Regions from separate parts of the Homo sapiens genome. Here region 2 is linked to region 1. Evidence: chromatin loops called from intact Hi-C (ENCODE). Cell type or tissue: transverse colon. All regions are shown on one strand. Links, peaks and the distances in the headings refer to the core of each region. The heading gives the core; the rest is flanking DNA. Region 1 overlaps AGAP1 (ArfGAP with GTPase domain, ankyrin repeat and PH domain 1). Region 2 has its middle 74 kb from the start of AGAP1.

Region 1 (2,908 bases), core at 87-2,586:
GAGGAAGGCAAAGGGCAGATTCTCTGGCTGGCGCAAAGGTTACATGGTCAGGAGGGACCCAGGAGCCACTGAGCAGAGGCAGGCAGGGTGGGAGGCCCAGGGAGCTTATCACCTACCTCCAGCTCAGATGCCTTTGCCCAGCTGCCCACCCCATGGCAAATCCTAACAGGGAAATCAAGGCAGGAATGGGGGAGGACGCGCATGGATTGACTGATTGATTGATTGACTGATTTTTAATGATAGGGTCTCACTCTGTTGCCCAGGTTGGAGGGTAGTGGTGCAATCATGGCTCACTGCAGCCTCAACCTCCTAGGCTCAAGCAATCCTCTCACCTCAGCCTCCTGAGCAGCTGGGACCATAGGCAGCACCAACACACCTGGGTGTTTTGTTTTTTCGTAGAGATGGGGGTCTCCCTATGTTACCCAGGCTGGTCTTGAACTCCTAGCTTCAAGCAATCCTCCCACTTCGGTCTCCCAAAGTGTTGGGATCACAGGTGTGAGCCAATGCACCTGGCCAATTTTCTTATTCTTATGTCAGCAAAACCAGTGTTTCCCAACCTTGGTATTCTCCCCTGAAAGTTAAAAAACAGATACTCAAAGAAAACTCCCAAACTCCCAAACAAGATGCAGCCATCTGCCCAGCATTCTGCTGATGCAGCAACAGATCAAGAAGTGAGTGACAAGACCACCAATGTGGACAATGACCATCACCACACACACACACATTCACACACACACACATTCACACACGCATTCACATTCACACATACGCATTCACACACACATCCATTCACACACATTCACACCTCACACATTCACACAGTCACACACGCATTCACACACGCATTCACACACTCACAATCACCTTTACACACACATTCACACCCACACATACACATTCACACATTCACACACATCCACATACTCATTCACACTCACATTCACACACATTCACATACACACACACATTCACACACATCCACACTCATACATTCACACACACATTCACACACACTCACACAAATACGCACACTGAATCTCACAAGCATGTTCTATAGGAACAAAATCCACAGTTTGGGGAAATTACATGGGTTTTTCTCCCCACCCTACAAATAGAAGAACTGCCAGGGGAACTCTCTTGAATGCGGAATTGTCAAAAAGATTTATATATAGAAGTTTCCAGGAGATTTTCTCTTGGCCAGAAAACAAGTGAGTAATTTCCCTGGGCCCAGCATAGGTTAATAATCAAAGAAGTTCGTTAGGAACTGCCCTGAGCTCAGGCTGCCAGGCAGTTAGTCATAAAGAGCTAGGTGGAATTTGCCTACTCAGGCAATGGGAGGAGTGAGGGAGAGTCACATCCCCACAGAGAAGCCGGTTTCCTAGAACACTTGAGGGCCAGGAGCTGGCTGAGCCCCCTGCGGCTCCTGGCTGCCCCCCTCCCTGAGGGCCTGGCTCAGACCCCAGGGAACCAGGTGTCCTTGCTCACCGAGAGGGCGGGCCCCTCTGGGCACACAGGTAGACACACCTCTAGATAATTACACCAGCTCCCACCGAAACAGAATCGTGCACCAGAGTAATCCTTGGTGAGTGTGGATCAGAGGCTGAGGGGGTCACAGAGCTCATCTGACCTGGGGCTCTCAGTCTCGGGATGACGAAGACTCAGGGCTGCCCCAGGCATTGCGGGATCTTGGGCAGCATCCCTCACCTCCACCTGCCACGTGCCAGTAACAACCATGACACCCCAAAGTTGTAACAAACCGAAAATTGCCCCAGACATGGCCAAATGTCCTCTTGGGGGCTACAATGCTTGCACGCCATACACCGCCGCCCCCCGCCCCCCCACCCAGCACCTTGTTGAAAACTGATCTTGGCCAAACATCCGGATTTACAGACAGGGAAACTGAGGCCAGAGGTCACAAGGAGAGGCACACTGGCTCTGCTCCCTTGGATTTTGCGACCTTCTAAGGTGGTCTTCAGTCTGCACCTCTTTCTGAGGCTTCTCCTTTCCCTCCTCAGCCTCACTCCTATAGCCTCCCACCCCCCTCATCAGTACAAGACACTTCACAGCCCAAGAGACACAGAGGGCAAATGCTCTTTCTTAAGGACAGCTGCTATCCCATCACTGCCAGAAGCCTGCTGAACTTAAGCCCAAAGTGGACACTCTCACACTGCCGGCGGGAGAGTAAAATCAACCAATTTGGAAAACAGCAGGCAGTTTACATAAAAGTTAATTATATACCCAGCACATCTCCCAGCCACTCCACTCCTAGGTATCTACCCAAGAGAAATGAAAGCACGTGCCCATATGAAGACTTGCACGTGAATGTTCACAGCACCTCTATTTGTAAAAGCCAAGAACTGGAAACAACTCCATCAATATCCATCCACAGGATAAAAACACTGTAGTAAATCCATACAATGGAACATTACTCAGCAATGAAAAAGAAAAAGCTATGGATATATGTAACAACTTGAATGACCCTAAAAATCATCATGCTGACTGAATGAAGCCAGTCAAAGAAGGGGTCCTTTACTGCAGTGGTCCCTAACCTTCTTGGCATCAGGGACCGGTTTCGTGGAAGACAATTTTCCCACTGAAGGGAGGCAGGGGGATGGTTTCATGATGATTCAAATGCATTACATTTATTGTGCACCTTATTTCTATCATTACTGCATTGTAATATATAATGAAAAAAATTCTACAACTCACCATAACGTAGAATCAGTGGGAGCCCTGAGCTTGTTTTCCTGCAACTAGAGGGTCCCAGCTGGGGGGGACAGGAGACAGTGACAGATCATCAGGCATCAGAGTCTCATAAGGAGCGCCAAATCTAGATCCCTCATATGTGCTGTTCACAGCAGGGTTTGTGCGCTTATGAGAATCTAATGCCGCCGCTGATCTGACAGGA
Region 2 (2,908 bases), core at 139-2,638, 91 kb after region 1:
AGAACTACACAGTGGTGGCCCAGGTAGTACTTCTGTGGGTGATGGCATCCTGATTGATGAGGGAAGGCATCAGGAGTCAGGTTAGGGGGAGGAAGGAGGGAGGGAACAATGGGAAAATGAATGACAAGGCTGGGGCTGGGAGGATTGGAGGGAATTAGATGTGGTGTGCAAATCAGCTCGGGAGGGATAAAGACGGAATCTGTGAGTGGGAGGAGGGCATCAGAGGCCCATTTTAATGTGGCACTGGACACACTGGGTAGGGACAGATTGGATGGTTGAAAGAGCCAGGTAGACCGGATAAGCTGGCAGAGCACCAGGCACCTCTGGGCTCCTGCCTCAGGAGCCTGACTCTCTAACTTTTCCTCATTTCAGAGTGAGTCCCCTCTTCCTCCAAGTGTCCTACCCAGGGCTTGCTCTGAGGTGCCCGTCTCCTCCTGTTCGTTGTCAAAAATTGGAGCATCTTAACCTAAGTGCAGGTGATCTAATCTGAGCTCCAAATCCTTCTCAAAGGCCCTCTTGCTGGAATTTTGGGCTGCTTATGTCACAGTGGAAGTAGACAGAAGAAAACGGTACTCTTGGACGGGCACAGTGGCTCATGCCTGTAATCCCAGAACTTTGGGAGGCCAAGGTGGATGGATCACCTGAGGTCAGGAGTTCAAGACCAGCCTGGCCAACATGGTAAAAGCCCATCTCTACTAAAAATACAAAAATTAGCTGGGTGTGATGGCGGATGCTTGTCATCCCAGCAACTTGGGAGGCTGAGGCAGGAGAATCGCTTGAACCCTGGAGGCGGAGGTTGCAGTGAGCCAAGATCACGCCACCGTACTCCAACCTGGGTGACAGAGTGAGACTCTGTCTAAAAAAAACAAAAACAAAGACAAAAACGGTGATCTAGTAACACAGAAATGGCGACTGAGCACTTGGTCAGGGGACCTTGCACACAGGCTTGGCTCTGTCCTGTGAATTTCTTGTGTTCCAGAAGTTCAAGGGCCTCATCTTACTCTTTGCAGAAATGGAACTCCATCCTGAAGATAAAAGATGTCTGCTGCTGGGCTCACTTGAAGATACTTCCTAACTTACATGAATAATTAGCATGGTATAAATGCACTTTATTTGAATACATGCTTTCTTCCTATTCAAAACTATATGCTCTTTTGAAGCCAGAGATAACATGTCTTCATCTTTTATTTCCCCAGCATGGCCAGAGACTTGAATACAGTGGGTGCTAATTAAGTAGTTGTTGAATTGAACTGGAAAGCCAAAGTGAAATGCTCTCAATTCTCACAATGGATTGTTCCTTTATTTTAAAAATCTCATTCAAGAGCCACACTGTGATCGCCTACGTGAATCATGCCTATCTGTGTTAGCTCCACCTCTTCTGATGCAGCAAAAGCGTTTTAAAAAAGCTGCACCTCCCATTCGGAAGCTTGCCTTCCTACTGGGAAGACAGCTCCAGTGTGTACATTCATTCCTTGCTGGAGAGGTGGGTGTTGGGTGGAGTTGGGTGGGGGAGGAGGTGTTAAAACACCATGGGAACAGGTTGCATTGAAACTATTAAAAGTCAAGGGTGGCGCCTGTGTTTTCCCACTTAATTAACCGAGTAACACAGTTACTAGCTAAATGGAACTTCACGGAGAGGATGCCCCACCCGAGCTGGCTGTGTGGAAGCAATAGGAGCTTGAGAGTTGCAACGCTGACCGCCATCACTCTCCCTGCATCCCGCCATGAAAGGGAAAACACAAGTCACCACGAGGCCACTGCAAGTGGGGGGACAGGGCCGTAGACTGGACGTCAGGACACCCAGGATGGAGCCTGGGCTCAGCCTTTAACTCACCGAATGACCTTGGCAGGCCACTTCACGCTGCTGCAATTCAGTGTCCTCATCCATAAACGCATTGGGCAGATGACCCTCGAGGTCCCTTTCATCACAGACACTTTAAGTCTGAAATTTCCTTTGGGCTTTAACATTCTCCGCCCGAGAGGGCAGAACACTGAGGCATCAAGACACAGACTCTGAAGCCGTGGAGTGGCTGGGGGGCCCAGACGCGGCTCAGTCAGGCGGGCACTGGCAGAACAGTTTCGGCACAGCGTGGTCCACAAATGAAGGGCTGACCACTCAGCAACTCTGAAGACATCGGGGTGGCTAATGATATAATTTTTCCAGTTTTTCATAGCTATTGAGGACATTTATGAAAATCTCTTTATATGCAAGCAATCGGCCACAGACCTTTAGACTGAAGTTTAGTGTTGTCCATCTTCACAAAGAAGTGCATCTCCTAAAAAGAACTGTGCCTTGGAAAAGTGAGATGTAAATTGCACATGGTCTGATAAAGTGGTTTGCTGTCAAAATAGAGCCAAATAATAAGATGTGCCGGATGTAGGCAAATAATATCGTTCACACTCAAATAATACGCAGAGCCGGTGGGGAAATAATATTTTGCATAAATAGCTTCAGAGAGGGACGTTTAGTTCTACCACCGTCTGTTCACATCTGATCAAATTTTCTCCACAAGGGGTGAGCTAAGCAGGTCTCCAGCTCAGCATTTCCTGGAACTGCTGGGAAGCAAACAGACTCCCCTGGGAAACATTTTTTTTTCTGTTTTGTTTAAGGAGACTCAGAATTTTATGCAATTTGGAAAAATGCATGTCCTAGATCATAAAATTAATGTAGCATTTTGGGTGTTAGTTTAAGGTTGAAAAATGGCGAAATGAAAAATATCAAATGTGAAAGTATTCCTTTTTTTGAGACAGAGTCTCACTCTGTCACTCACGCTGTAGTGTAGTGGCACAGTCATAGCTCACTGCAGCCTTGAAATCCTAGGCTTGATTAATCCTCCCAACTCAGCCTCTTGAGTATCTGGGACTACAGGCATGCATCACCGTGCCAGCTGATTTTTAAAATTTATTT

What was found. Hi-C counts contacts between places; a loop is a spot of excess contacts. Peaks named below come from ENCODE experiments on the same cell type or tissue, not always from the same donor. Only the 100,000 strongest peaks of a DNase experiment are listed, where the experiment ranks them.
Region 2: a loop joins it to region 1, with 27 times the contacts of the local background. A loop is called at or near these places in 1 of 110 quality-filtered maps.

What each region holds. Positions count from the first base shown.
Region 1 is chr2:235,509,922-235,512,829 of GRCh38, reverse strand. The region is part of intron 1 of AGAP1 (ArfGAP with GTPase domain, ankyrin repeat and PH domain 1); the gene reads right to left. Among named protein-coding and RNA genes, the nearest start is that of AGAP1-IT1, 5.6 kb to the right of the region's middle. In transverse colon, for the core only: no CTCF peak of the experiment used is centred there; DNase peaks (open chromatin) are centred at 1,389 and 2,159; H3K27ac peaks cover 2,500 bases.
Region 2 is chr2:235,418,741-235,421,648 of GRCh38, reverse strand. No RefSeq gene overlaps it. Among named protein-coding and RNA genes, the nearest start is that of AGAP1, 74 kb to the left of the region's middle. In transverse colon, for the core only: no CTCF peak of the experiment used is centred there; no DNase peak of the experiment used is centred there.